Linked DNA regions of Mus musculus: regions 1, 3 and 4 are each linked to region 2. Evidence: chromatin loops called from intact Hi-C (ENCODE). Cell type or tissue: heart. All regions are shown on one strand. Each heading gives the region's core, and the rest is flanking DNA. Links, peaks and the distances in the headings are about the cores only. Region 1 holds the start of Arhgap32 (Rho GTPase activating protein 32). Region 2 overlaps Arhgap32 (Rho GTPase activating protein 32). Region 3 has its middle 59 kb from the start of Barx2. Region 4 holds the start of Gm31408 (a long non-coding RNA gene).

Region 1 (7,509 bases), core at 2,037-6,036, 130 kb after region 2:
GGCAGGCAGATTTCTGAGTTCGAGGCCAGCCTGATCTACAAAGTGAGCTCCAGGACAGCCAGGGCTACACAGAGAAACCCTGTCTCAAAAAACAAAACAAAACAAAACAAAACAAACAAAAACAAAGTCTCAACTCACTTAACTTTTCTGAGAATAACAAAAAATTCTTAAAAGTCCAAAGATAGTTTTTGCATAAGACTCTCCTCAAAAATATGTATCAGAAGAGCTTAGACCTAGAAGAAATCTAACACTTCCTGTTCTTTATCTATATTGTGTAAATCACTTTTAAAATATTTTTCAAAAGCTAGGGATGGAACTCAAAGATAGAGTGTTTATTTGCCTAGCATGCATTGGATCCCCCGGGTTCAACTCCTTGTACAACAAGAAAAGTCAGATTAATAAAACACTGTGGCAGGCCTCCTTAGCAGGTGAGGAAGAATGGTATTCAACACTGTGTGTATTAACAGTGCTCTCTTCCTCATGACAGCTTTCACAAAGCATTGCCACATGCTTTCTGTCACCTGACCCTTCACAACTGTATAAAGGCAGTACACGCTTTCCCACACATAGTTCATATTCTTAAAAACAAAAATTCTGAAATGACAATTGTGCCCCAGGAAAGTAGGATGCTATTGTGTTGGTCAGTTTTGTTTTGCCAAATTGACATAAAATCACCTGGCAAGAAGGAGTGCCTCTATCGGCTACCCCACGGGCATGTCTGTGAGGCCATTTTCCTAAGTAATGTCTTACAAACAATGCCACCACCAGGCATGTAGTCCTGGTTTGGTTATAAGAAGAAGGACAAGCCACGGGGAACAAGGCAGCAAGCAGCATTCCTCCCACTATCTTCTTCAGTCCCTGCTACCCTGTTCCTGCGATGGCTTCCCTCAGTTTTGGACTATAAGCTGGAAGAAGCCCTTTCCTCTCCAAGTTTATTTTGAGTCATGTTTTATCACAGCAACAGAAAAGTAACTAGAACAGAACTATAGCCATGGCCTATCTTCAAGTCCACTTGCCTCTTGACTGCTTCCATGGATACCAGATTACATGTTCATTGGTTAAACCCTTAAAATTCTCATGGATGCTAGTCTTAGCCTTTAAAGATGCTATGTTTAGTCATTTTCTTTTGCTACTGTCTTATGAAGAAAAACATCTGCTAGTCCCTGACATTTATTAAATTCATCTATAAGAAACAGTGAGTCTATATATACTATGCAGATAATATGCCCAGTCAGTTTAGAAAGAGAATATTCTGATGGAAAACCCATCTGATGGAGATGGAGCTCAGATGGTACAGTGCTGGCCTAGCATGCACAAAGCACCATATAAATGGGGTCTAGTGATCTAAACATTAATCAGAAAGTGGAATCAGAATTTGATGGTTGTCCACTGCTACAGATCAACGTTGAGGCCAAGCTAGAATCTCCAAGACCTTGCCCTAAGAAATGAAGGAAAAAGTCACCCAAAGAGGAAAAGGCAACAATAAAAACATCTTCAATATAAAAGCAAAAGAAACAACGAATTAGAAAGAAGTGGAAACGAATTCGTTGCCATTAACGTCTCAGCCCAACTGTGGCTAAGCTTCTGGTGACTGAAAAATAATGTGGGGTTGGGAAAGGGAAATAAAAGGAACATAACTACTACTGGAACTCAACCCGACATCAAAGGCTCTAATGACAGCTGAGCCTGCCTTGCTGGTTCTTAGCCTCTCCCTCGGAAACAAAACTGTTATATAACTGACCACGGTTCTCCAACTAACACTTCCTCTCTGTCCCACATACGTTGTTGCCCCCACCCCCACCCCGTGTCACCCTGCCCCCATCTCCATGGGCAGGATCATAAGCAATCTAGGCTGCCACCATAGCTCCAGCTGGACAAGCCTCTGTCCAAAGTGCTGCTTTATTCCAGAGACTGCCACACAGAGCACGATAAGAACGGATTAACTGGCTTAAGCACAGTTCCAACCTCACTTCTGGTCCTGAGGAGCAGCTCCACCATAGCTATCTTTAGGATGAATCAGATTCCAGACATCCCTGCTAATGGGAATCACATCACATCAGCATCCCTCATCTTTACAAACAACCCGATGAACAAGAACATTCAGCAAGAGGGTTGAACTCTTGAGGCTGTGCTGTGGCAACTGCTGCTCCTGATGCCTTCCCACTCAAGGCCAAGGAACAAATGTAGACGTCAGTTCATTCAATAATGAAAAAAATGCATTCACCAACCACAAGCATCATTACTCAAAAATATTCCCACAAACCCAGTCACTGAATCAAACTAAGCAGTTTGTGGACTTCAAGGGCCAGTTACGACAAGCACCGTTTGCCTTTTCTTCTTCCAATAGAAACACACAAATAATGGCAGTGTTTACATAAGCAACCAATGTATCAGAAAAGTTCTGCCCATTCAGATGCACTTAAAAGGTCTCAATCTGCGCCAAATAAAACTCTGAAAGAATGGAAAATAAAAGAGATGCTGACAACAGTGCCACGGCCCAGCTATCCATGTAGCATCATGCAGTGCCTCGAGCAGTTTACAGCTTGACTGTAGTTCTGCATACGATCAAGATTATAATTATCCCAATTCTATTTCCTAAAGGATAACTAGGAGACCATCCCAAGCATCCCGAGATGGGCCTCCTCCTCCCACCACTTTCTCTAAGTCTCAACTGCAGGTAAGGATCTAAAGGATCCAGACTAAAGCTAAGAAATCAGGTCTGATTTTCTCCCTCCAGTGTCCTCTACGCCAGGCACGAAACCTTTAACATAAATATTTACTCTAGTCAACAAAATGGGTAACGCAGTACGCGGGAGGTGACGAGGGAAGCCAGGGGGAAGAGAGAGGCACTAAGTCATCACTAATGTCCAACTGAAACAGCAACTTCAACCAATTAGAATAAGAGGAGAAACTCCACTGGAGTCCCAGGGAGCGGAGACCGCTGGCTCCGCTGCCCCTACCCGCGCCGGGGTTCCTCCGGGAGCAGCCGGGTCCCCGTGGAGGGGCGCAGTTGCCGGACTCGGCCTCGGGCGGGAAGCGTCGCAGCAGGCCCGGAGGCCGTCGGAACGCCCAGTTCGCCGAGGGATGCTAGCGAGAGGTGGCGGGCACGCAGTTCTGTCGCCCCGGGAGGCGGGAGAGACCCGAGATGCCCCCAAGAGCATCCTATCGCAACGTGCACGCCCAGAAGCACCGGTGCCGGCCAAGCTAGGAGGCCCCGCAGCCCTGCCCGCCGCGCGGCCCACGTCAGCGGCGCCCCCGGCCAGCCCGCCCGCCCGCCCGCGCCTTACCGAGCCCCGCGGCCCCGCCGCGCCGCCGCGGCGTCGCTTCGCGCCGCTCTCCGCTCCGTGTCTGCCCTCCGCGGGCTGGGCCCGCCGTCCTCGTCCGCCGCCGCCGCGCCTAGCGCCGGGCCGCCCAGGGCCGCCGCGGGGGCTCGGCCGGGCGCCCCCCGCGCCAGCGCCTCATCCCGCCTCGCCGCCCCGTCAGGCGCGGGGGCGCCGGCTGCGGGCCGCGGCCTTGGGTCTGCACCTCAGGCAAGCGGCGCGCTCCCCTTCCGCGGCCGTCACGACCCCCGGGCCGCCGCCGCCGCCGCCGCGCGCTGCAGAGCCCCCTCGCCCGCACGCCTCGGGTCGCCCCCGCCCCGCTGGTCCGCGCCCGCTTGGCCTCCGCCTCCAGCGCTCCGCCTCCTCTGCACCCGCGACGCCCGCAGCGGGAGAAGAGGCGCGCCACCGCGGCCGCGGGCACGAGCACGCGCGAGGAGGGCGCAAGGAGCGCGCGCACGGCCGCCTCGCGCGCATCGAGGCCTCGCCTGCTGTTGTCCCGGGAAAGCATGTGCACGGCGGGGGGCGCGGCTGGGGGCCACTTGGAGAGGAAGAGGGGAGCCGAGTGGCCGCCCTGGGGCTTGCACTTTGGCTGTCCTCCCCTCGGCCTCTGTGTCCTGGTGGGGGGGCAAAGATTCCAGAGCCGCCGCAGGAAAAGGCATCGTCCGAGACTACGGCAGTGGCTTCTCTCCTCCCACTGCTGACCCTACAATCCTGTCCCTGCACCCGGGAGGGAAGGGGTCGTTGCCGCTAGGCAGGAGATCCTCCGCCCGTGCTCTCTGCTTGCTTGGAGGCTAGAATGAACTCGCACCGCTTATATTTTGGAATTGAGGGGCAGGGTGCCTGAGAGTTCCCTCAGTTAGCTTCTTCATCCAGAGTTCTGGACCAGCAAATTCAAAGTGGTGTAGCTGAGGAGAAGGGCAAGAAAGGGTGAAAGAGTAGGGAACTTGAAGGTGCGTGGTAAGAGACGGATACAGAGGGACTCCCTAGGAATCCCCTGACTGGATGCCATTGCCCTTGATTCTTCCATGGTTCTTTTGTTCCGCCTCCGAAGGCTGAACAGCACTTCCACCTGCAACGACCATCAGAATGACAAAATGCAGGAGAGATAGCTGGATAGTCTGATTTTCCTCTACCGCAGCTTCCATCATCCCCCTCTCCCCCTTTTAATCTATATACCTTTTAGTCCTTCTGACTCGTTCCATATCGAAATGTTGGGGGCAAGGGGAGCAGTTAACCTACGTAACTTGCTTTTATGTTTAAGCCTATTAATGCCAAATACTGCATCATCTAATGTCACTGCAGTGATTGGGTCCACTCAGCATTTAGTCATTTCAGTGGGAGTCATTGAATGTAAAACATGGCCTTGACCGCAATTAGCTGAATTTCAAGGGCACACACAAACCAGGATTTTACCACATCCTGGGGAGAAATTAGAGAGTGTACAGTAATGAACATGTATGGTAATTCCATTTTCCTGACAGTGTCAGTAGAACCAACGTTACTTTAGGGTAAATAGCCTACATGTTTTCTAGCATAGAACCAGGAAAGCTGTGGAATGTGAATGGCAGAGACACAGACTAGGATGGGAAACATCAAGAAGCCATGTTTGGTAGATGAACCTCAGCCCTCTACTGGAAGAAGGATCTTAGGGGTCTTCTTGAAGAGAAGGTAAACAAGGAACTCTGAAAACCTGAAATTGAATTTTCTTTCTTTTTACCAAATCCAAACTTCCCCTTTGGGTCCCAGTGAGCAATGTCTACCCGAGGCACAAGAATGAATCCAGTAACTTGTGTTGGTCTGGGGAATGGTGAGCATGAAATGTGACTCTCCTGTGATACCCGAGGCAGTCAAGAGAGGAAGAAGAACTGGGTCACCACAGGAGGCCAGTTTTGCCCAAGGGCATGGTATATTGACTACTCTCAGCTCATATCCTCCGGAGTCCATCTGCATTCCAGTCAGAAAGCCTTCATGTCCTAAAGTCTTACATAAAACCCTGAAATACTGACTGTTTGATGATTAGATGAATCCAGGGTTAGGCTTCGGTGATAGATAAAGGAGATAGGTAGGGTTTAGGAGATAGATAGATAGATAGATAGATAGATAGATAGATAGATAGATATGTATATATAGTGTTTTAAATCCTCTTAAGTCTTTTGGGAACTATATTTTTATTTGTATTTTATCTAGTTTGAAGAAAGAATGGATTCCGGGGTTTCTGAGAGGTACAGGCAAGTCCAGGGATTCTGATCCTCCTTTGTCTGTTGCGAGCCTTGCTCCCTCCCGCTGGAAAGAATCCTCCGAATGACCTCTGTGTCAGTGCTTATCAGTGCTAAGCCTGCGTATTAACCCAAGGCTTGACCACTGGGCAGTTCTGTTCACATCTGACCTTGGTATTCTATATACTTCCAGTAATCAAGTACCTCGGTCTTCCTGATATCCTCAGCGACTAAATTTATAAATCACAAAAATTGCAACATTCCCTAAAAATAAGAATTAAAAAAGAAAAAGAAAAAGTCTATCCAACTATAAAACAAAGCTAAGTGATAGGATTTGCTTTCTATGTGTGACTTGCTTCGGTATTTACAAGGAAAGAGGAATGCACACCCCACCCCAAGCTGTTGGATGCCTCAGGCTGGCCTCCTCGCTCAGCCTTGGCACTGTCATCTTCCAGGAGGTGGCATCTGGGCTCCCTCCCTGCATCTCAGATCTGTTGCATTGCAGTCCTCTCAGGGCTGAGAAGCAGAGTCACAGTGCAGACAAGAAAAGCCAGCCAAAGAGCAGCCTCACAGATGACTGTAACACTTGCCTAACCTTGAGTTGTAGAGAAGGAGAGAAAGGAGCTTATTTAAATCCCAAAACTGAATACTCAACAGCTGGCTTGAGACAAGCAAGTTGTTAAGAGTGGGCCAAGCTTAATAGAGAATTTTCCCAAGCTGACAAATGACATTGCTTTGTGTATTTATTTTTCTGACCAAGAGACCAGCTCCATATTACATTCCCATTCTAAAAGGGGGAGAGCAACAAAGGAAGTTTGGTTGTTGTTGTTGTTGTTGTTGAACACTTGTTATCTTCTGAGCGTGGTGACCCACGCCTTTATAATCACAGCCCTTGGAAGGCAGAGGCCAACAGATCTCTGAGTTTGAAGTCAATCTGGTCTATAGATGGAGTTCCAGGACAGCCAGAGATACACAAAGAACACCCATCTTGAAAAACAAGCAAACAAACAAAAAGATTTGCTAACTGAAGCATTTCTCCTAGCCATTGGGAGACATTTTAAGGACTTACGGTGTCCTCTTCATTGGGGTTTGACAAATCTGGGTGCACTTGAAATGATAAGCTTTTCATCTTCTCACCCATCACTTTTCTCCCACAAAGCGGTTTTTCTTTCTTTTTTAAAACCATGACACCAGCTGCACCTGTCTGCATGTTTGCTTTTGAATCATTCAAGTCCTTTGTCATCCCTCTGTCCTCTAGTAGTCTGAATGTTGACTTCAGAGCTCTGACCTTGGGCTTTTCCTATTCTTTATCTACACTCCCATCCTGGGCAGTCTCCAGCTTCAGGCTTTAAATAGAATTCCATGCATTGACTCTGACCTCTCCCAGAGCTCCAGACTTATATATGCAGCTGACTCCCAGACATCTATGCTTGGATAGTTCAAAATTGATGTATCTGAAACAGAACATTTTTTAAAGACAGGGTCTCTCTGTGTAACTCAAATGCAAACTCATTATGTAACTCAGGCTAGCCTGGAACTCGCTATCCTTCTGCTCCTTGAGTCCTGGGTTTACAGGTATGTGCCACCATGATGTTCAGCTTCTCTCTCTCTCTCTCTCTCTCTCTCTCTCTCTCTCTCTCTCTCTTTCTTTCTCTCCCTCTCTCTGTCTCTGTCTCTCTCTCTGTATGTGTGTGTATCTCTCTGTCTCGTGTGTGTGTGTGTGTGTGTGTGTGTGTGTGTCTGTGTGTGTGTGTGTGTGTGTGTGTGTGTGAAGGCCCAGGGATCAAACCCAAGATCTTACATATCTTACACATACTGCTAGACAAACATTTACTATTACCCAGCTACATTTCCGGTCCTAAAAGAAAATTATAATCTACATAATCCCTTCCTGCTTAGCCATCCACATCCAGGAAGAGTCTTGAGATCGCTCTACCCAGTGAGCTTTCACTCTTTCTTCCCAAGGGCTAGTC
Region 2 (7,509 bases), core at 2,296-6,295:
CTGGAACCCACAGTGATGGCAGCTTTAGCACAATGACTTATCTCTATGCATGCAGCGCTGTAGGCCCAAGTAAGGAGTTAAAGTGTCTTCTAAACACATGCTTTACTTCCCTAGCAGCTACTTTATCTTTTCCTCCTCCTCTCTGGGTGAGCTCTACTTTTATCTTTCAATATTCACATGCCTTCCAGTCTCCAATAAAGATAAGCCCTATACATCTCTGGGTGCTTCAGGAGACCACCTGAGACATCTAAATATCTATACATTTATACATTTCTTTCTCATGTGCTTATTGCTCCACTGCTTTCCTTCCCAGAGGAAAGATTCCTTCCTTCCTTCCTTCCTTCCTTCCTTCCTTCCTCCCTCCCTCCCTCCCTCCCTCCCTCCCTCCCTCCCTCCCTCCTTCTTTCTCTTTCTTTGACAGAGATACCCTCGAGGTATCCATACAAGGTATTAAAGAAAGCTATCTGGAAGTGAACTATGCTTTTTAAGACATCCTACAATCAGGTCTGAATAATTCATGTGTTTTTGGAAATACCTAAACCACACTATGAAATAATGAGATAATTTTATCCAGAAAAAGGTAACAAAACTCAGTAATTTAAATAATTTTCACTCCTTTTAAATTAAAAAAAAAACTGCAATATATCAGTCCTTATTAGAAACAGCACAACTTTCAAAGCTCATGTTTCTAAATTCATTCCAAATCTATCTTCAGAATGATGTTTCCTGTGTTCGCTTTACTTTTTTGTCACCATGGAAACCAACCATCATTAGTGTTGTGAAAATTTTTAAAAATACAACTCTATTCAGCAGCCTCAAGTGTTCAGAAAGTCCTTTCTCAACAGGAAGCGTGGAAAGCAACAGCATAAAGCAGAGGGAAACACAGCATCTCACCACAGCAAGTCATTCCTCAAAGCCTAATCAAGAGCACACCGAGTCCTCCTCTCATTCATCTCTTACAGTTGGATATGGTGGCAGAATCTGTGTTGTTCAGACTGCAAACAAGCCTCCTTTCATGGAAGCAGCCCACAGGAGATGCAGAGATGTGAGAACAAGTTCTGATATGTACTATTAAATGATCCACCCACATAATACTTCAACCCCTAATACCTAACACTAAAAATAATAACTCAAGTACTTAGTTTAGAGCACTGGTTTAAAAAAACACACCTATGGGATCATATTTCGTTAACAAGCAGATAAGCGGTAATTCTGTGTATGGGTCAAGTATCAGTAACACAGTAATTTATTACTGAAAGCCTGGAGATGTGCATGCACTTCAGTGCACCTACCTAGAAAATGTCAGCAGATCACTGTCTCCTCAGACAGGTATAGATGAAGCTACTAATGCATTCATGTCTAAACACTACAAACACACTCAGATCAGTATGATGATGTAAAAACAAACAAACATATGACAACAACAATCACTCAAAGGCCACTGTGACTCACATCAGAGCACATACATGTTAGGAAGCAATGCCTTGTAAGAACTTCCACATCTTTGGGTTCTCTGGGCTTTCTGAACAAAGAGCACTGGCACCTGGTCAAAGGAAGACTGGGTAGTGAAACTGTCCTGAGACAGAGCCTTGCCTCCCACCCTGAGCCATGCGCTCACATTCCAGGATGTCTGCAAATAGAGCTCTTCCTTTCTTTTTCCTCAGAGAAGGTGCAATGATTCTAGAGTTAACAAGCAAGCACACACGTGCTCTGTCTGTCTATCTCTCTGTCACTCTCTTATTATCTCTCTCAATATGTCTGTCTGTCTGTCTGTCTCCCTCCCTCCACCACAGCAAAGGGAATGTTGGGTAGGAGTATACGTATCCTAAACTAACTCCAAGTTTCACAAGTGCAAGTATCTCTCTTGTGCTACAAAATCCCAAACACAAGGTATGTTTGTTTCTCCTATCCCACCACCCAAGGCAGCAGCGTGAGTCACCCTGTGGGTAGAAACAGCCTGGTCTGTGATGCTGTTTTGAGTGCAGGCTTGAGTGCAGGCTTGAGTCTGTAACTGTGGTAAGCCAACATAGTAGCTTATAGAGTAATATCTTGCACCTTCCACAGCCTCAGAATCAACAATACTGTGTCTCAAGCATATTTAGCTAATTTGGTAAGTTTCATGATGAATTATGACTCCAGAATATATATTTTTCATAATCCAAAGGCTTTTTATACCAATAGGATAAACTCATACCCAGCTAGAAATCCACATCTTGGACGACGGTGGCACTGAGAACTCAGTATGAGTTCATTTCAATTATCCAACAAGGATTTTTTTTCTCTCAGACATAATATCACTACAGAATATACTTAAGACTATAAGATTACAGCTGCATTTCCCGTTTGTCTTAGTTTAGGGATAGGAACAGTCCCTGGAGAAAGCACACTGTTAAGTTAGTCTTACCACCTCGGTCCTGACATCATCACCCTCAGGCATCAAAGCAAGTGAGACTTCACCAGACTTATGCCTCAGCACTGGTGCCTCTCCAGACAGGGATGGCAGTGCATGCCTATAGTGGAAGGTCATGCAGTAAGGCCAGCCAGGACAGCACGGATCTAGGCAAGCCTGGACAGCACTGTAAGACTCTGTCTCAGAAACCACATTACAAAATAGAATTGCTGGCCGCTGAGATGGCTAAGCAGGTAAAGACGCTTGCTACCAAATCTGGATTCAATCTCCGGGAACCATATGGGCAAAGAGGGAACCAACTCCCCCAAGGTGTCCTCTGCTGTCCCTCATGTGCCAGGGCATATGCATGGTACACATCCATTCACACACAGAAGGAAGGGAGGGAGGGAGGGAGGGAGGGAGGGAGGGAGGGAGGGAGGGAGGGAGGGAGGGAGGAAGAAGAACTTCTATCTAAAATGTTTCAGAGAGTGCTAGGTAATCTAGTTTATTATTTGACTCTCGCCTCACTGACTCCTCACACGATTCTACACATAACTGGGATAGATGTTTTCATTTTTCTTGAACAAATGAGAAAACTGAGGACCAGGGATGTTACAGAATTTACTTCAGATAACCGAGGCAACAATGTTGCCCATGTAGTTTTAGTTTTCAACTAGGGCATTTGAAAACTATGGCCGACTCTTTTGTTAAGGTGTAAGTTGCACTTGATTGCTGCTTTCTAGTTATAAAGGACCCTTCAGAATGACTGTAGCATAGAATTAAGTTCTTAAGCAACACTTACCTCAAATTCCTTTACTGAAAGTGTTGTGGAGAACCAGTGAGACCATGTGCAAACAGGTCAAATAAAGTATTCAGATTACCTTCTTTTAAATGAAAGTCCAGGGCTATAGATGCAGCTCAACGTTAAGAGAGGCCCTGCATTTCATTCCCTCCAGAAGGAATGAAGGGGAGTCCAGAGCCAGTGTGTTAGTCTAAAACATTTTACTCTGCATTTTGTAGAAAGAGTCCAATGGAGGAGGAGGAGCAGGAGGAAGAGGTGGTCAGCCCAGACTACACTATAAGTTCTAGACCTACCTAGGCTCCAGAATAAAATCTTGTCTCAAAATAAATACAAGTCCAGGCTTAAAAAAAAAAAAAAAAAAAAAAAAAAAAAAAACCAAAGTGTACTAGTGTACTATTAGTCCTCAGTGTTCTTAGATCACACCCCTGCCTCTCTAGTGAGGAGAGTCCCAGCTGAACTGCTTAGTTGCCTGCACAGGGCTCCTCCCAGAAAGCTCAGGACACAGGTGTTAAAACTTACACTTTCCCATGCCATGTTTCTGACTACATCTGACCTGTACCTTGCATTGTTACTCAACAGCATACCTAAACCTTGGGTAAAAAGACAGGTAGAGTCCATTCACTATGCTGACACTAGGTGGCGGTGTGACATCGAGCACAGAGGAAGGGAGGCCAGCTTCAGGTTGATAAGGTACCATCCATTGCTTCTATAAATGCAACAGGAGACTTTTTCCCTTCTCCCCAAAACTATTTTCTGACATCTAGATAAATCATTATTTTTGTTCATGAGACACTACAATTTGGGAAAATGCAATAAAAGTTGCTGGGAGCAGCATAGTACACACTTGTGTTGCCCGAGGGTTCTGGGCTGTGATATACAATGCTCAGCCAGTGTTGGCACTAAATTCAGCACTAATTTGGTGACCTCCCAGGATTAAGGAGCCACCAGATTGCCTAAAAGAGATAGCAATTATCTTTCCTTTTCATATTTTAGTTTCTCCTAAACAAAATACACTAGTGCATCAACAATCATAGTTTGTAGCCACCAAAGTACTAGTCAAAGAAAAATACAAAAAACTGAATGTGCATATTAACACTCAGTGGGTGGAACACAACTTTGGGTAAATACCCAACAATACACCCAGACACTGACTGGATGGAAGCACAAGCATTGTTAACAATTCCTATGAAGCTTTACTTCTTTCAAGAAAAGATATATGACATCACCAGCATAATATTAATGGAAAATATAGAGGAAAAAGTGGTTTATGGCCAAGAGTTTTTGTTAGGTAAGTACTAGTAAGTATGTTTTCCTCAACTCTTGTCCAGAAAAAGCAGAAAATAAAAAATAAACTTACCAATCAAAAAATAAATAAGTAATATATTTTAAAACTAATGTTTTGAAAAATAACAAATTAAGAAAACTAAAAACTGGCTCTCTGGTTAGACCTAATTTTTAAGAGTATTTCACAAATTTAAAAAGGCAAGACAGGTGCTTTCCTTAATATAAAACATAAAAGCTAACATTTTAAAAAGACAAAAACAAATCAGAGCAATCTTAAATGTTAACTTGAAATAATAATTATAAGATTAAAGCCTTTATTGGGAAGGTTTCAACAGAAAAACTTAAGAACCCTTCAAACAACGCACAGCTCTAATTACTGCCAACTACTCCAGGATACTTACTAAAAAGAAGCAAGAATAAAAAAAAAAAAAACAGCTTAGGCAATCAATGAAATATTAGCGGAGTGATAAAAGAACTCTGTTTTTAAAACACGTGTAACATAACAGAGCATGTTGCAGGACTGTAAAGACGTCAGAACAATCTATTTCTAAAACAGAAGAAACTCTGCACTTTTACTAATTTTGTAAAATGGCTATTCGCACTGGGTGGAAGCAGACTAAAACAACACAACGTGGCATAGCCTTCCCGCCTGCCTTCTGCTATCATGGCCCTTTTCCCTGCATCCTGCCACATCTCAGCTCTTTAAATCAGATCTCACAGCTCACAGACAGTTGCACATCTCAGCTCTTTAAATCAGATCTCACAGTTCATAGACAGTTTCTTAGCAAAAGAAACACTTGCCATTACCCAGTACCAAGGGTGCATCAAGGAATCCCATGTGAAGATAAAGAATGCAAAGCCAAGATTAAGTAACAACCTGGCCAGTGGTCAGGAAAGCATATATAGCACATGGTTCACAGGAGCGCTCTCTCTCTCTCTCTCTCTCTCTCTCTCTCTCTCTCTCTCTCTCTCTCTCTCTCTCTCTCACACACACACACACACACACACACACACACACACACACACAGGATTGAGAACCATTTTATCAGGTATAAAGTAAGAAAGAAGCAAGGGAATGCTCTCAGGGGTGCCGTACAGATGGCCTGGTTTCAGATGCTGGCTCTATTTTAGCTTCAGTCCCACGGGTCCTCAGTCACCTTTCTAAAAGTATCCACCTTTCTAAGCTGGAACAGAACACAGTGTAGAAGAGCCTTGGAAGACACTAACCAAGCTTAATAATTTCCAAATGGATGACCTGTGCATCAACATAACACTGGAGAATCCATCATCAATTCATCTTGCCCCATGAATCCAAAAATGTTAATCTTTACTAAACAATAAAAATAGAGATACACATGTATCTATTTCCAGACTACAGTTTGTTGGTTTGTCTAGTCCTGTGCCCGACCACAGTTAAGACAGGGAAAAAACAAGAATGATAATAAAAAGAAAATAAAGTATTCTAAGATATAGTGCATAGACAGAGAGAGACAAGCTGTGAAGCAGGTCATTCATTAGCTAAAGAAAAATAATGAATCACTGTAGTTTACCAGTCCTGTATACAAAACACAAAAAGATTAACAATGCCTGCTGTTATGGATGTTGGGCAGGACAGTCCACTGCCCCCATTACAAATGGGCATAGATTAACACACACACTCACCCCGCTCTTGCGTGTGGTTTAGCATTCTGCAGTTTCAGGCACCCATGCCTTCCAAAGTGCAAAGTCACTAACTGGAAAGTTACACACATAAGCAGCTCGAGCTCTCAGCTCTGTGTAGTCTTGACAAGAGCGATACACAGCATGCTGTCCTGCCCTCCATCCATTGTGAACCATACTCAACACTGTGTAGCCACTTGCTGTTCAGTCATCTTCCCATTATCAGATTAATTGCCATGGTACTGTAGGACTCATACTTAAATAATCTTTACTTCATGCAATAATGGCTCAAAAACATAATGTAGATACTAGCAATTTTATTAAATATATCCCGGCAATTATTTATTTTATTATCATTTATTGTTGACATTTTACTATTGTTATCTTCTTACTACACCTCATTTTTAAATTAAACTTTTCACTAGGCAGTAGTAGTGCACACCTTTAATCCTATGGAGGTAGACATAGGCAGATCTTTGTGAATTACAGAGTGAATTTGAGGACAGCCAGACTATACAGAGAAACCCTGTCTCAAATAATAATAATAATTAATTAATTAAGCAAGCTTTTTTTCCTAGGAAAAGACAGTATATAACAGAAACCCATACTATTATAGGCAACCACTACAGGGTTCAAGATGCATCCCCTGCAGATTAGGGAGATCACTACACTAACAAAACAAAACAAAACAAAACAAAACAAAACAACACCACCCCTAAAAGAACCTTGAAAATAAATACCAATATTTTAAGCATATATATGCCATGATCCACAGTCAGATGAATAAAACAGAATTATCTATTAACAAGAAGGTAGCTAAATAAATTATAGTACAATTTTTTTAAGTGGGGCTGAGAGATGGTACGTAGATAAGAACACCTGCTGCTCTTACGAAGGACTGCTAGGTTACCAGCACCCATGAGGTGACACACATCTCTAACTCCAGATCCAGGGGATCCAACACCTCTGACCTTGGTGAACACAAGCCCACACACAGAGCATATAGATGCATGTAGACAAAACCCACATAAAACAAAAGTAAGTGCTTTATAAAAATAAGGTAAAATAGCATGTTGTAGTTATCTGAATGAGAATAGCCCCCATAGACTCAAACGTCCGACTACTTGTCCACCTGTTAGTTAGAGATGATTGTGTAAGTTTAAGAGCTATGGTCTTGATGGAGTTAGTAGGTAACTAGCTGCAGGCTTTTGAGGTTTCAAGTCAGCTGTTCGTGCTGCCATGTCTGCTGGAACCCTCTGAAACCACACCCCAGTTAAACACTCGCCTCTGTAAGCTGCCTTGATCACTGTGCCCTATCACAGCTGAAAAGTAACTGACGCACACGGAGCTATGAAAAGAGGGAGTTACACAAGTA
Region 3 (7,509 bases), core at 1,330-5,329, 190 kb after region 2:
GCCTCTGGCTGTACTCTCCCTCATATCTACAATATAAGCATTCCCCTCAACCATCTCTTGGAGCAGGCCTGTCCTCACTTTATACATCAGATGCCCAAACCCTCAGTTTATACACAACATAAGAAAGCAGGCTGAGCAAGCTCTGGTGAGCAAGCCAGTAAGCAGCACCCCTCTATGGCCTCTCCATCAGCTCCTGCCTCCAGGTTCCTACCCTGTTTGAGTTCCTGTCCTGGCTTCCTTTAGTGATGATCTACAAAGTAGACGTGTACGGCAAATAAACCCTTTCTTCCCTAACTTGCTTTTTGGTCAAGGAGTTTTATGCTAGCAATAAAAACCTTAACTAAGATACAGGGCATCTATGCTACCCCCTCTGAGGTTAGGGAATGTCATAGAAAGGGGAGTATCAAGAACATAAGAGCTGGAGGTTGGAAGGGAGTATTGTGAAATATACTATGTACATGATATGGCTATTGCACCTATGAACTTAGAGCAACACTGTCTACCTGCATAAGACTGGGCTCATGGACACTCCATCGTGAGTGGAAAAGGTGGTCATAGGTTCCACACCTTGATGAGAAGCTATAGGCACAGAAAGGTTGCTATGCTGGTTTGAATGAGAATAGTCCACGCAGACTCTTATGTTTGAATGCTTGGTTCCCCAGTTGGTGGAGCTGTGTGGTGAGGATTGGAAGCTGTGGCCTTGTTGGAGGAGGACTCTTTCTGTGAGTGGACTTTGAGGTTTCAAAAGCCCATGCCATTCCCAGGTAGCCCCCTTCCTTCTATCTCTCTCTGTCCCTCTCTGTGTGTCTCTGTGCATCTGTCTGTCCGTCTGCCTGCCTGCCTGCCTGCCTGTCTCTTCCTCCCTCTCTTGCTTGTGGATCTAAGTAAGCTCTTAGCTACTGCTCCAGTGCCGTGCCTGTTGCCAACTTCCCAGTATGAGGGCCATGGACTAACCCTCTGGACCTATGAGCACCAATTTAAATGCTTGCTTGCTTTTATAAATTGCCTCGATCATGGTGTCTCTTCACAGTATTAGAAAAGTAACTGAGATTGTTACTGAAAGAGAGGGAGTCATATTCTTCAGTGGTGCAATCTTAATTAAATACAGTGGGTGTCGGGCAGTGGTGGCGCATGCCTTTAATCTCAACACTTGGGAGGCAGAGGCAGGCAGATTTCTGAGTTCAAGGCCAGCCTGGTCTAAAAACCAATACACACACACACACATATATATTGTGGGCTACATACATATACAAATAGATATGAAGCCAGATGGTGGTAGTGCATGCTTTTAATCCCAATACTAGGGAGTCAGAGGCAGGTGAGTCTCTGAGTTTGAGGCTAGAATGGTTACACATAGAGTTCCAGGACAGCCAGGGCTACATAGAGAAAGAGAAACCCTGTCTTGAAATATCTACTGCACCCCCCAAAAAAGACATAAGAGCAGGATGGTGCTTATTGGAGGGAGAAAAAGGAAATGGATGAGAGGAGAATTGGAGAAGTATGATAAGATACATTATATGCATATGAAATTGTGAAATAAACAGGTTTTCTAAAAAGTCAGAACCCGCATGATTCATCACTTCTTCAAAGCCATACCTTTGCACATGGATGGGTATATTGGAGAGCAAACCTTCAATGTGTAACTGTTTGGGACACTCCTTGTTTAAGCCATAACACTTATGTAAGAAGCAGAGATGGGTTCTGGGTTTAGATGCGCGCCTCATGCCTGAGATATCTCATTCTATCTTTGTGCCTTTTCTAGAATGTGCAAGAACTCAGAAACAATTCTAGTTGAAAGCATTTTGGATAAGGGACACTCAGTCTGTATTTGTTACCACAGAAGTGTGCATCAGGTTTAATGGATAGAGAAGAGGGCAGGCAGGTTTCTCTGGCTATGGTAAGACGGCTTTATGGAGGAGGTAGCTTTTGAGTTGAGCAATGAAGGTGGTGACTGCCCTGTAGAACAACAGGACAGAGGGATACAGGAGCAGTTCATCCCTGAAGACAGAATACCATCCTGATACAGGCAAGGACTCATGGCATAAGATGGATGGGTGCTAGAGAGATGGCTCAGTGGCTGAGAGTACTTGTTCTTGCAGAGGATCACAGTTTGATCTCCAGTACCCATGTAGTGACACACAATTATCTGTAATTCCAGTTCCAGGTGATCAAATGCCCTCTTCTGACTTCTTCAGGCATCAGGCACACATGTAGTACACAGATATATGTAAGCGAAACACACATAAAATAAATGCATCTATGAAAACAAAGAGGAGGAAACAACAGGGAAACTTCCAGAAGACTGACGACTTGTGGGATCCTTAAGTGTATTTTTTTTTCTACAAATCCCAAGAGATTAATTACCCAACACACATTCTTACTGTTTTATTCGGAGTGTGGCCTTCCTGAACTACTGAAGTCATTTTTACAGATGTGACTCGGTGAAGACTTGGGTGAGCAGACACACAATGATTTCCATGCACACAGACAATTGCCCCTTTGTGGTTGGTTTGGAAACCCTACTCTCTGTTTTGCGAAATTAACACTTGCAATTCAGGCTTATGTGATCACAGAGTGAGACCATGGAGATTATGTAAGTGGCCCCTTTAGTTTTATAGCCAGAGATTCCTAGATCTAGAAAGTGGCTTCTTCGGTTAGTGTTAGTACATTGCCCGCACAGTCAGAGGGAGCATCCGAGAAAGAGTTTGAGTGTTACTGTCACAGGCTTAGCTGTGACCCTCCAAAGTTTATGTGCTGAAGCCCTAAGCCCTGGCACCCTGGGATCTGAGCAGATCTGGAGTTATGAGGTCATTAGAGTAGGTTTTAACCCAGTCCGATAGCCACACATGATGAGGAATCAGAACTGATAAGCACGGAAGGAGGCCCGTGTGAAAACCAAGGGAAAACATGGTCTCCATCTGCCAAAGAGAGATCTCAGAAGCCGATCACACCAACGTACACTGTCTCCTCAACTGTGAGGAGCCGGTTTGCATTGCGTGAGCCACTGAGTGTGCAGCAGGTTGCTATGGCAGCCCCAGCAGGGTGAGACCAGAGCTCTAACAGCAAAGGTTCCTGCTCCTGTAGCTGTTTGGCAGCCTGCACAGGGCTGCCTGCTGATGGGCTGTGCAGCCATTCTCTGCATGTCCTTGGCTGCTGGGGGAGGGGTGGAAACTGTGTGGCTGGTGAGTATGACCTTTGACATAGCAAGCCTCTTATCTTCACAGAGACTATTCTTGGAATGACTATTAGCCTGGACTGTCTGTACAATTTACAGCCTCACTCAGGCAATCTGGAAGGCCAGTTCAGTGATGTTTATAATTGACAATAACAATGCTGGTGATTTAATTGGTATACAATGCCTGTCCTATTACAGGTTCATTCCTGTGTCATAACTCCCCATCCCGGTCATAGTTTTTATTGTGGACAAAGAATATAGTAATGGACTCACTATTGCATTCTTTGCTGTTAAGAAAACAAATCCTCATTAGCTCATGAGACACGAAACATTATCAGCAGCAATCTAACAGTCTCCCTGCTCCTGCACCCACACAGGGTCATGTAATTGGGGTTCCCCAGTCTCGTAGCCAGGCTCCCTGTTGACGCACTGCCATCTGGTGGAGCTGGGCCTGTGGCTCAGCTTTTGCAGTTAGATGCTGCCTGTGTCTTGACATATGTTTGTTCCTCCTCCCCATTGATTTTCTGACAGCTGTCCAGATCCAAGGGGAGAGCACTACCAAGGCTTGAACCTCTGTAAAATGCTGAGGAAGACACAGTTTTTCTCTACTTCCCAAATTAATGGTATCCTCCACTGGCTACCCTTTCCTTCTATGAAGGAAAGCTAGTTCCACACCCCCAGCACACACTTTTTTCCTCATCCCAAGGTTGCTCTTATTTGTCTAGATTCTGGTATTTTCCTTGTTGCTCTTTTTTTGAGACAGTCTCTCTATGTCACTCTGGCCCTTCTGGAATTCTCTTTGTGGCTCAGGCTGGCCTTGAACTCACAAAGATCCTCTATACCACCTCTATATACTACACCCAGTTAGAGCTGCTTATAAATTGCTTCTGGAACTCCTCTTTCATTTGATTATAAAACAACTTTTAGGGTCATTAAAAATAAGCAACTTGAATACCAGTTGTGAAAAGACTTGGGATTAGGAAAACAAAATCAGGAAGACCAGGGCAAATTTAGTAAGTTGGACTCAGAAGGCCCAGCTCCTGGATCCCACAATATTTTCAGGGACTCTTTAAATGCTAAAGTAAACATATCCCCCAAGTTTTAGGTAAAAGAAAATAAGCCTTTATACTAGGTCAAATGTTTAATTCCATTTTAATACTTTTTTTGTTTGTTTTTGTTTTTCTAGACAGGGTTTCTCTGTATAGCCCCTGGCTGTCCTGGAACTCACTTTGTATACCAGGCTAGCCTTGAACTCAGAAATCAGCCTGCCCCATTTTAATACTTTAAAAATAACTTTTAGCTGACCATAATGGCACATGCCTACAATCCTAGCACTCCAGAGACTGAGACAGAAGATCATGAGTTCAAGGCCAGGATAAGCTACAAAGAAAACTCCAGGCAAATCCAGCAAGATTCTATCTCAAGGAAGCAACAAAGTAATAAGTAAATAAGTTGAATCGTATTATAATTCTTCATATCGTTTTAGATTTATTTTTATTTTGTAACAGACCTCCAGGCCATATCAAAAGTGACACCAGGATGGAAGTACTACTCACACCGTGGGACCCAGCATGTAGGTAGCAACACCTGCCAAAAACAAAACAAAATCAAAAAGCAAGAACAAGAACAAAGACCTAATCTATCAAAGTTCTAAATGCAGTAACCTTGCCTTTCAACTTCTGTAGCTTGGCTTCTGACTGTTCTTGCTATGTGAGGTTTGTCAACTCAGGATATGGGTTTTGTGCTTAAAAGCTTACCCTGAGAGAGGCTCTGGACTGCACTTGGGTCTGGAACCACCAGTGTGGTCACCGGCTGGCTAATAAAGATTTTCTATGGTGGATACCTGACAAAATTGTGTGTGTGTGTGTGTGTGTGTGTGTGTGTGTGTTCAGGTGTCTGTAGAAGCCAGAAGAGGGCACTGGATCCACTGATCTGGAAGCACAGATGGCCAGATGGCTGTGAACCATCCGGTGTAGGTTCTGGGCACTGAACTTGAGTCCTTTGGGAGAGAAGCGTGCACTTTTAATTGCTGTACTCTCTTCAGTCTCCAGTACTTTCATGGAGAAGTTCATTAGGTCAAATTTCTCATGATCTGAAAAATCTATAGTGCAAACCTATAAAAGAGACCCATTTTTGTTTTATTTTGTTTTTATTTTTTCCAGATAGGAGCTTTCTTATCTCCTTTCCAGCTCTGGCTGCCCTGGAATCAGCTCTATAGATCAAGCTGGCGTATAACTCAAAGAGATCCGCCTGCCTCTACCTCCCGAGTGCTGGGATTAAAGGTGTGCACCACCACGGGCCCATGGACAAAGGAGAATGTTTTTGTTTCTGAGTAGAATTGCGATGATGTTTGACTGAATACCTCAGAAAGCCAGAAAGAAATTGCATGATGGCTCAGATTATTTTTTATTTACTTTTATTTAATTGTGCATCAATATTTTACCTGTACATATGCCTGTGTGAGGGTGTCAGATCCCCTGGAGTTGGAGTTACAGATAATTGTGCGCTGACATTTGGGTGCTGGGAATTGAACCTGGGTCCAAAAGAAAGATCTTTAGGGAAATCAGTTATACATGAAAACTCAACATGGACCCACGGACAGAAGGGAATAGTTTCTAAGTGGGACTGAAGTGATGTTTGATTAAACACACCAGGAAAGAGAGCAATGGCGTGATGGTTTTAGCTCAGACTTCTTCCAAATTTTCAAAGAAGAAATAATATCTTATTTATTTATTATTCCACAAAATAGAAACAGAAGAAACATTGCCAAACTCATTCTAGGAGGCCACAGTCACCCTGATACCTAAACCACACGAAGACTCAACAGAGAAAAAGAACTTCAGACCAATTTCCCTTATGAACATTGATGCAAAAATACTCAACAGACTACTTACAAACTCAATCCCAAAACACATCAAAAGCATCATCCATCATGATCAAGTAGTCTTCATGCCAAAAATGGGTCAATATATGAAAATCCATCAATGTAAGCCAACATATAAACAAACAAACAAACAAAACACACGATCATCTCCTTAGTTGCTGAACAAGCCTTTAATAGAATCCCACACCCCTTCATGTTAAAAGTCTTGGAGAGATCAGGGATACAAGGGCTATACCTTAACACAATAAAAGCAATATACAGCATGCTAATAGCCAACATCAAATTAAATGGAGAGAAACTTAAAGCAATCCCACTAAAATCAGGGACAAGACAAGGCTGCCCACTCTCTCCCTATCTATTCAATATAGTACTTGAAGTTCTAGCTAGAGCAATAAGACAACTAAAGAATACGGATTGGAAAGGAAGAAGTCACGGTAATCACTATGTGTGGATGATATGATAGTATATATTAGTGACTCTAAAAATTCTACCAGAGAACTATAGCTGATAAACACCTTCAGCAAAGTGGCCAGATAAAAAATTAACTCAAACAAATCAGTAGCTTTCCTTTATACAAATGATAAATGGGCCAAGAAAGAGATTGGGGAAAAAACACCCTTCACAATAGCCACAAATAGTATAAAATATCTTGGTGTAACTCTAACCAAACAAGTTAAAGACCTGTGTGACAAGAACTTCAAATCTCTGAAGAAAGAAATTGAGGAAGCTACCAGAAGATGGAAAGATCTTGGATTTGAAGTAGGATTAACATAGTAAAAATGGCCATCTTACCAAAAGCAATCTACAGGTTCAGCACAATTTACATCAAAACTCCAAATTCAATTTTTTTACAGACTTCTAAAGAGTAATTCTTAACTTTTTATGAAACAAACAAAAAACCCAGAATATATAAAACAATCTTGTACAAAAACAAACAAACAAACAAACAAACAAACAAACAAACCTCCTGGAGGTATCACCATCCCTGATTTCAAGCTATAGGACAGAGCAATAGTAATAAGAACCACTTAGTATTGGAATAAAAACAGACAGGTAGATCAATGGAATAGAATCAAAGACCTAGAAATAAACCCATACACCAATAGACAGTTGCTTTTTGACAAAGAAGGCAGAATCATACAATGGAAAAAATGAAAACATCTTTGACAAATAGTGCTGGTCTAACTGGATGTCTGCATGTGGAAGAATGCAAATAGAACCATATTTATCACCCTGCACAAAACTCAAGTCCGGGTGGACCAAAAACTTCAACATAAAACCAGGTATACTAAATTGAATACAAGAGAAAGTGGAGAACTACCTTGAACACATTGTTACAGGAGACAACTTATTGAGCAGAATATTAGTAGCTCAGGCACTAAGAGCAATAATTAATTAATGGGACCTCATGAAACTTAAAAGCTTCTGTAAAGCAAAGGACACCATCAAT
Region 4 (7,509 bases), core at 1,928-5,927, 600 kb after region 2:
ACCTATGAGACACACCCTGGAGCTCAGTGGTAGAAGCTGTGCTTGCCATATTGACACAGAAGTAAAAGCGGGCCAGGGTGGAAAAGTCGTAAATCTGTCCTCCACATCCCGCCTCCTTTTGGTGGCACATCAAGTTCTGACTTTTTCTCGGTACCTTCCTTCTCTAGCTGGCCGCTGCCCGCCATGCTCTAAGGTGCTGACGTAGCATCCCATGCTGCCCCAGTCTACCTTCTTCTTTAGCTTAAGCATTTGGCCTCTGGCTCCACATCTTATCACAAATCCTTGAGAACAGAGACCATACCTCATCTTGGTCAGTATCTCCCTGGGTATCACTGTGACAGCAGTAGATCTCCATGCTCTTAAGATAAATAGAAACTGTATCAAAGGCTGGGAGAGGAGAAGCAGAGGTGACCAGCAACTCCCTGATGGCTGAGCTCTTGCCTAAAACTGCCAAGTGCTGTTGGAAGCACCCGAGCCACTTATCTCATTTCACAACCATCTCTTGAGGTGACCTGTGTTACAAAAGAGGTGATTTAACTGCGGGCATAAAGTGAACTTCTTAATGTCATGCCTCAGCCAAAAGTCAAGGCCAGGATTTGAACCCAGTAAACTTCCAGCCCATGCTCTGCCATGTGTCCGACTGCTGCAGAGGGAAAGCTGTCCCTTGTGAGTAAAAAGTAATGGGGACAAAAAATCTCAGGGGAAGAACACGGACACTTACTTTCAAAAAGAAAGACACTCTACCCAAGTCTGTTCTCATGGCCCAGCCACCATGAGGACAGTCTGCCTGCCACTGAGCTCAGCTCTGTGTCCCCCACCCCACCCACCCCCGTTACTGACAAGTTAGTACAAGTTTTCCTCTGCCACTGCATGAATTGGAAAAAGGTGTGAGACAGATAGGAAGTGTGCATGTGCCCATGGAGTATATCCCCAGACCAGAAAGCCTGAGCTTTCGAATTGCTTGTTGGGGTGGACCTCCAGGCAAGCTGTGAACCCACTTGACAAGAGAACTCTCTGTGACCTAGGCAAGCTAAGCACCCCACGTTAAGTATCCCGCTGTCTGTGTCCCTTCTCACTGAAAGCTTGTTTTGACATTTTTTGCAGCGCTAACTTAAAAGAAGATATTTGAGGTACCAGAATCTCAGACCTACAAATGCAACCGAAGTCACCCGAATCCACCACTCTGCAAGAATCAACCTGTTGGTAGGTGTGGTGGGATGTGTCTATAACCCCAGCACTGGGGAAGGTAATGCAGGGGGGTCATGAGTTCAAGACAAGCCTGGACCATATGACTAAACCCTGCCTCCAGACGAAGAAGGCAGACAAAAATAGTAAGAGGGAAAAAGAAGGATGGGACGAAGAGTGTTTGAAACACACAACGCCAGTAGAACTTCTGGTAGGGAAAGGAGGGATGGTTTTATTAAATAGCAACCGTGTGTGTGCATGTGTGTGTGTGTGTGTGTGTGTGTGTGTGTGTGTGTGTAAAACAGAAAGGAGTCAAACCAATTGCTTTATTCTAATAAGATGTCAATACAGCTCAAAAATATGAAATGATGTGCGTTTTTATCCTCCCTCCACCCCACTCAGCAAATACCCGTGGAGTGAGGTGTGTCTGCTGTGGGCTAGGTTTTGCTCTTCAGTTGTGTACTAAAGACAAATGTTAAGGTGAGCGAGCCTTGGGGAAAAGAGAATTTGTAGGCAGATCTAGCCAGATGACAGAAGAATAAGTGCATACAGTATAAGTTTCAGATGCATGGGACAGATGTGACTTTGAAGTGAAGGTATATATCCATATCCACTCTGTAGCAGAATAGTATAGTATAGTACAGTACAGTAAGGTATTCTCAACAAACTTACAGGGTTGGCTTTCCTGCCCACACTCCATGACTGAGAAGCAGCCCCAGTGAGCACTGAAGCTACCTGCCAGTACTCTGTTCTTCTGGCTCTATAGCCCAGGATGTTGTCAGGGTCCACACATGCTTCAAAAGGTGTCAGAGAGCGAGTCTGTGACTATTGCGTTTTCCTCCTTCCTGCCCTTCTTCAATCTCTCTACAAAAGGGGCAGAGACCTGGACAGGTATATTCTGGAAAGAAATCCTATCACGCGTGACACGTCTGCTATACGATGTGATTTAGCCATGGAGGACAGTGGCTATGGGACTCGGTTTATGGAAGGTGTCTCTGGCTGTCCATCATGTGAAAGCAGAAAATAAAATCGTGGCCACTGGAGCCTTTGGAAAACGGAAGTGGGGACTTACCAACAAGTGTAAGGTTGTATACAGTTACAGAAGATGGGTAAGGGCTGGATATCTGTCCACCTGTAATGCCTAAGGTTTTAAGATATGGTCCTGTGCACTCAAAAACATGTTAAAAGAGTGGATCTCATCTTAGTGTTTTTATCACACACACAAAAATGACAAGCATAAGGGAACTTGGGGAGATGGTGGACGTGGCATTTACCTTGACTGCAGAGATGGTTCATATGTAACAAATGTCCAAGCTCACAGAACTATGTGCAAGTTTTTATATCAGTTACACTGCAATAAGCCTATTTAAAAGGTAGCGCTTGTGTAGACTCTTCTCCATTCAGCAATCCTTCTCTAGCATTCAAACAGACTTACTCTGACCCAGTTCACATCTATTCCTGTTTGAAGAATTTCCCCCACTTCTTTTCTCTTGCCCTTGGGAAATTAGCTTCCTGGTCACATACCTATGGAGGTAAATAGAGGGCCTCCTGCATACTCCCTGGCTCCTAGCTAGAGTGGCTTGAAAAAGGAGGATGCTCTCAGCCTATCTCCACCCAGACCCAGATGGAAGACAGCTTTAGGGAAAATGTCCTGAATTTTACGTTTCGTTTCATAGGCTTCCAGCGTCCACTGAGGCCAGTGCAGCCTACACCTCACTGAGGTAAGTGGATTCAAGCAAGCTATGACTTTCTGTTGCTAATTTACTTCGCTTAGCATACTGTATCCCACGTTTATCTAAACAATGCGAGCAATTCATGCTAGCCCTGGATGGCGTGTTCAGAGGCTACATCTCTGCATCTCAGCTGCAGTCTTGCACTGACAGACAAATCCCAGGGTGGAGTGGAGACGCCCCCGTTGTTCATTGTGCTTAGCTTCTTCGGAACGCCCTTCATGCCTGCTTTTCCAAGGTCTGGCACCCTCTCTCACCTCTGAGAATGGAAAAAGACTAAGAAGCTAGGATATGATACCATTGTGAAATGATCTTGAACTGGGGTGTGTGGGATCAAAGACATACCTCAGAGGACCAGGGAATGAAGGGATGAAGGCTCTCTTGCGCTTCCCACTGGCTGCTGCAGGAGAGCCAAGCACAGGCTGTAAGAAGTGCCTCGTGGACTAAACCTACGCGCTTAGGAACCTAGCTGTTTGGAGTCCCGGGAGATGAAGCTGTGTGCGCCTGTACAGAGGAAGGAATATGCTGGCTTTCATTTCCTGGTCCTTCAAGATGTAGCAACTAATTATTCCGGCGCAACAAGCACCCCCTGGTGGTCATAGGAGGTGTTTCCCATTACAAAAGTGTGTAAACAGCACCATCTACAGTTCATAACATATTGCAGCCTTGCCAACGAAATTCAATTTGCTCCCTTTCATTAAGTACCTGTGAAACAAAACAAGGGTGAAAATAAAACGCAACTCTTTAATAATGTGTGTTCCGTCTCATACTGAGGTATAAACGTCGAACCTCGCGTAGCCACGAACAAAACGTGGATTCTCAAGTTAAACGACTGAAATCTGGTCGTAACTTTTTGAGCTTAGGAAAGTTAATACGGCAAAACTTTGGGGATTTTTTTTTTATCTGTAAAGAAGGTTTTGTGTTTACTTACAGTACTGAACCAAAGCTTAAATAAAATAATACACATAAGATAAAATCAAATATTATAAAGTAAGTTGGTATAATAAATAGGCTTTAAATTACAACAACAAAAAATTCACCCAGAAATGGGGAGTGGGTGTTGTTGAAGCTGTGAACTATTTCTGACATGGGTTTGTCAAATGAAAAACAAGAACTCTGTAAAGTATTTTTTTTGAAAAGTATCCTTTCCTCTCTGTAGAATGATTGAGTCCGACCCTCCTCCAAAAGATGATCTGCCCCTTGGGCACAAGGCCTTGAAACAAACTTCTGTCATATAGTTGCTGCACAAGCTATGGATGGTTACCCTTCCCTTAGTGAGGACTACAGGCCATTACAGAACCTTCTGCAATCTAATAATAATAATAATAATAATAATAATAATATGTTAATTATTCTTGGTTTCTGTGCATGAGACTCGTCTTAGCTGCATGTATGGATGGGCACTGTATGTGTGGCTGGTGCCTGCAGAGGCCAGAGGAGGGTGTGTGATACCGGTACTGAGACTGGTGTTAAGGATGGCTGTGAGCTACCATGTGGGAGCGGAACTGAACCCTGGTCTTCTGCAAGAACAGCTGCAGGTCCTGCCTCAAGGCAGAGTATTCTCCTCCCGGGTAGCCTCCAGACTCCATCTGCAAGATCAGCCCTCCCTAGAGTCCACCCTGACTCTCACCCCGACAAATTTGGAAGCCAAGTTCTCAAAATATTTTGACACACACACACACTCAAACCACACAGAGCCATCCATCAATATGAAGGAGAAATTAGTCCCAGGACCCTCTACCAATATGGTTACCCAAATCCAGAGACGCTCAGGTCCCTTCTGTTGGTTGCATGCGGTCTGTGCCTGCTTCCCATGAACTTCATCTCTGAATTATCTAATGCAATGCGAATGCTATCAGATAGTCTTGTACTGTAATACAACACCTAATACAGTGTAAATGCTATTAAGTAGTTTTTACACTGAATCGTTTAGAGGATAACGGCAAGGAGAGCAGGCTGTGCATGTTCAATACAAATATGATTTATTTCAAATACTTCGGGTCCATGGTCTGTTGACTCCAGAGCCACAGAAGCAAAGGGGCAACTGAACATGTACATATAGATGCTTTACTGCTTCTGTTTCTCTGGGTGTATCGATACTGCATCTTTATTCAACACACCAGTCTAGAGGGGGTTGACTCCTGGTGCCCTCATTCACTTTGATTGTCAGCTTGACATAAGCTAAATTCATCTGAGAAGAAAGGCTCCATAGAGGAATTCCATAGATCAGAATGGCCTGTGAGCACATCTGGGGACTGGGGTTGTCATAATTACAAATTTATACAGGATTCCCAGCCCACTATAAACAGTTACACCCCTAGGCAGATGGCCCTGGGAGTGACAAGACAGCTAACTAAGGAACTGAAGACATGGCTCAGAGGTTAAGGCTACTTGCTACTCTTACAGAGGACTGAGTTTAGTGTCCAGGACCCTTACTGGACATCTCACAACTGCCCTTAGCTCCAGCTTCAGGGGATCTGATGACTTTTTCTGGCCTCTACAGTCACCAGGCACTTATGTGGTCACACACACACACATATAAACACAAATACACACACATATAAACACACATATACACACATACACACACATATACACACATACAAACACACATACACATAAACACACATACACACACATATAAACACACATATACACATATACACACAGACACACATATAAACACACATAAACACACATACACACACATGCACTCAATGCAAACAAATTAATCTTTCTTTAAAGAAACAGAAACACAGCCTGTGAATGAGCCTTCTATCAGGTTCCCCCAACTTTCCTCAATGACCAACTATAAACTGGAAGTGTAAGCCAAATAGATTCTTTCTTCCCTATTATTTTTGGCCATAGTATTTGTCACAGCAATAGAAATCAAACTAGAAACACCTGAGGATTCTGGGCAGATAAGCTGCTCTCTGGGAATGGGAGCTGGCGCATCTGGGGCAGGGTCCATGGCCTAAGAAGATGGGGTTGCTTTTCCCTTATTAGCCTTGGAACTTCAAGACATGGTGTTTGTCTTCGGTGTAGCTTGAAAAGCATAGCTCCTAAAAGGAGGAAACTAGAAACGGCTCTTCTTAGCCATCTGATAAGAGAGTAATTAGCACTACAGGTTGGCAAGGACAGGCCTTGGCAGTGAGGCAAAAGGCAGGTAAGATAGACAAGGGCCAGAGATAGGCTAGCTCTTTTCCCAGGAGGGCCAGCCAGGCTTCAGATGAAACAGGAATCTGTGCTTAAATTGAGGCCGAATACCATGCAGGAATTCCAGGTATGGCATGTTGGTGATACGCTCTGTGTCTTTGCTAGGGGAGTCAGGGAATGTTCTGCCAGAGCTCTTTAAACAGAAATACAAGTTGACTGCATGCAGAGCCCATGGCAGAATGGAAGCCTCAGCTTGTCTGGCCTTCCAGGACAGGCATACCTCTTCCCGGGAACTCCATTCGCAGACTGTAACCTCAGTGAGCCAGAGGCTCCACACACCCATAGAGTGACACAGCACTGGTGCCCAAGAGCTGTGCATTCTGACACACAGCATGAAAAATGTTCCCCCAGGGGTCCCAGAAACACTGCTTACAGACTTCAGACAGGCTCGAGACTCTGCAAGAGAACAGGGTATAAAAGACAGTGAACCTGTGATACTGTGACCACCTATGAAGCTGCTAACAGTAGTAGGAGGTCACCTGATGAGACGGAATCCAGATCACCACGTCCCTCACGTCCACTCCCTACACTTGTCTGCCATCTTTTTTTTTTTTTTTCTTTTTCTGTTTTGGTTTGGTTTGGTTTGGTTTGGTTGGTTGGTTGGTTGTTTTTTGTTTTGGTTTTGGTTTTGGTTTTGTTTTTTTGGTGGTGGTGGTGGTGGTGGTGGGTTTTTTTGTTTGTTTGTTTGGTTGGTTTTTTGGTGTTTTTTTTTTTTTTTTTTTTTTTTTTGGTACTTTTGAGACAGGGTTTCTCCATATAGCCCTGGCTGTCCTAGAACTCACTTTGTAGACCAGGCTGGCCTCGAACTCAGAAATTCGCCTGCCTCTGCCTCCCAAGTGCTGGGATTAAAGGCGTGTGCCACCACTGCCTGGCTAGCTCCCCGTATTCTGCACCCCTAGTCTTTCATATCATGTGATCCACTATCGCCTTTTATTACGTTTCTAACTTGACTTAATAATGACAGATTTCCAGGTAGCTTCTTCATGAACCCTTCATTTGGCTAAGCCTTCCCTACCCCCCTGTTCCTGGATCCCCATCACACCACTACCTGCTTGAGCCTTCCTGTCTCCAACATTCTCCCCCTCTTCCTGCAACCTCACCTGTAGTCTACTATCCTGTAGTCTACTATCCCTACTCCCTGAACGTACTCCCACCAGTTCTTTACTAGTTCCCTAATTTTTCACACATATTCCAGGCTAAACACATAAGACCCGGGTCTTTCAGGAGCTTGGGGCAGGTAGGAAGTCATGAGAGACCGAGTTGAAGGAGTTTAGAGGACCCAAGACCTGAGCTGTTTCAGCTATGTACTCAGTGTTGGTGCAGGGAACCCGGAAGGAGGAGAAAGGCTGGGAGGTGAGCGTAGGTTGGAGGGAAGCCT

The links. Hi-C counts contacts between places; a loop is a spot of excess contacts. Peaks named below come from ENCODE experiments on the same cell type or tissue, not always from the same donor. Only the 100,000 strongest peaks of a DNase experiment are listed, where the experiment ranks them.
Region 1: a loop joins it to region 2, with 2.5 times the contacts of the local background. A loop is called at or near these places in 10 of 42 quality-filtered maps.
Region 3: it touches region 2 in a loop (5-fold over the local background); 22 of 42 quality-filtered maps call a loop at or near these places.
Region 4: it touches region 2 in a loop (6-fold over the local background); 29 of 42 quality-filtered maps call a loop at or near these places.

The regions. Positions count from the first base shown.
Region 1 is chr9:32,028,511-32,036,019 of GRCm38, reverse strand. It overlaps Arhgap32 (Rho GTPase activating protein 32), which reads right to left and starts at 3,717. Exons shown (of 23, transcript NM_001370958.1): 1 at 3,288-3,717. In heart, for the core only: no CTCF peak of the experiment used is centred there; DNase peaks (open chromatin) are centred at 3,049 and 3,729; H3K4me3 peaks cover 2,711 bases; H3K27ac peaks cover 2,607 bases.
Region 2 is chr9:32,155,579-32,163,087 of GRCm38, reverse strand. The region is part of intron 5 of Arhgap32 (Rho GTPase activating protein 32); the gene reads right to left. Among named protein-coding and RNA genes, the nearest start is that of Arhgap32, 130 kb to the right of the region's middle. In heart, for the core only: a CTCF peak has its summit at 3,824 (motif pointing right); no DNase peak of the experiment used is centred there.
Region 3 is chr9:31,968,063-31,975,571 of GRCm38, reverse strand. No RefSeq gene overlaps it. Among named protein-coding and RNA genes, the nearest start is that of Barx2, 59 kb to the right of the region's middle. In heart, for the core only: no CTCF peak of the experiment used is centred there; DNase peaks (open chromatin) are centred at 3,131 and 3,591; H3K4me3 peaks cover 1,079 bases; H3K27ac peaks cover 2,495 bases.
Region 4 is chr9:31,555,661-31,563,169 of GRCm38, reverse strand. It overlaps Gm31408 (a long non-coding RNA gene), which reads right to left and starts at 3,472. Exons shown (of 4, transcript XR_379214.3): 1 at 3,261-3,472. In heart, for the core only: a CTCF peak has its summit at 3,531 (motif pointing left); a DNase peak (open chromatin) is centred at 3,499; H3K4me3 peaks cover 489 bases; H3K27me3 peaks cover 905 bases.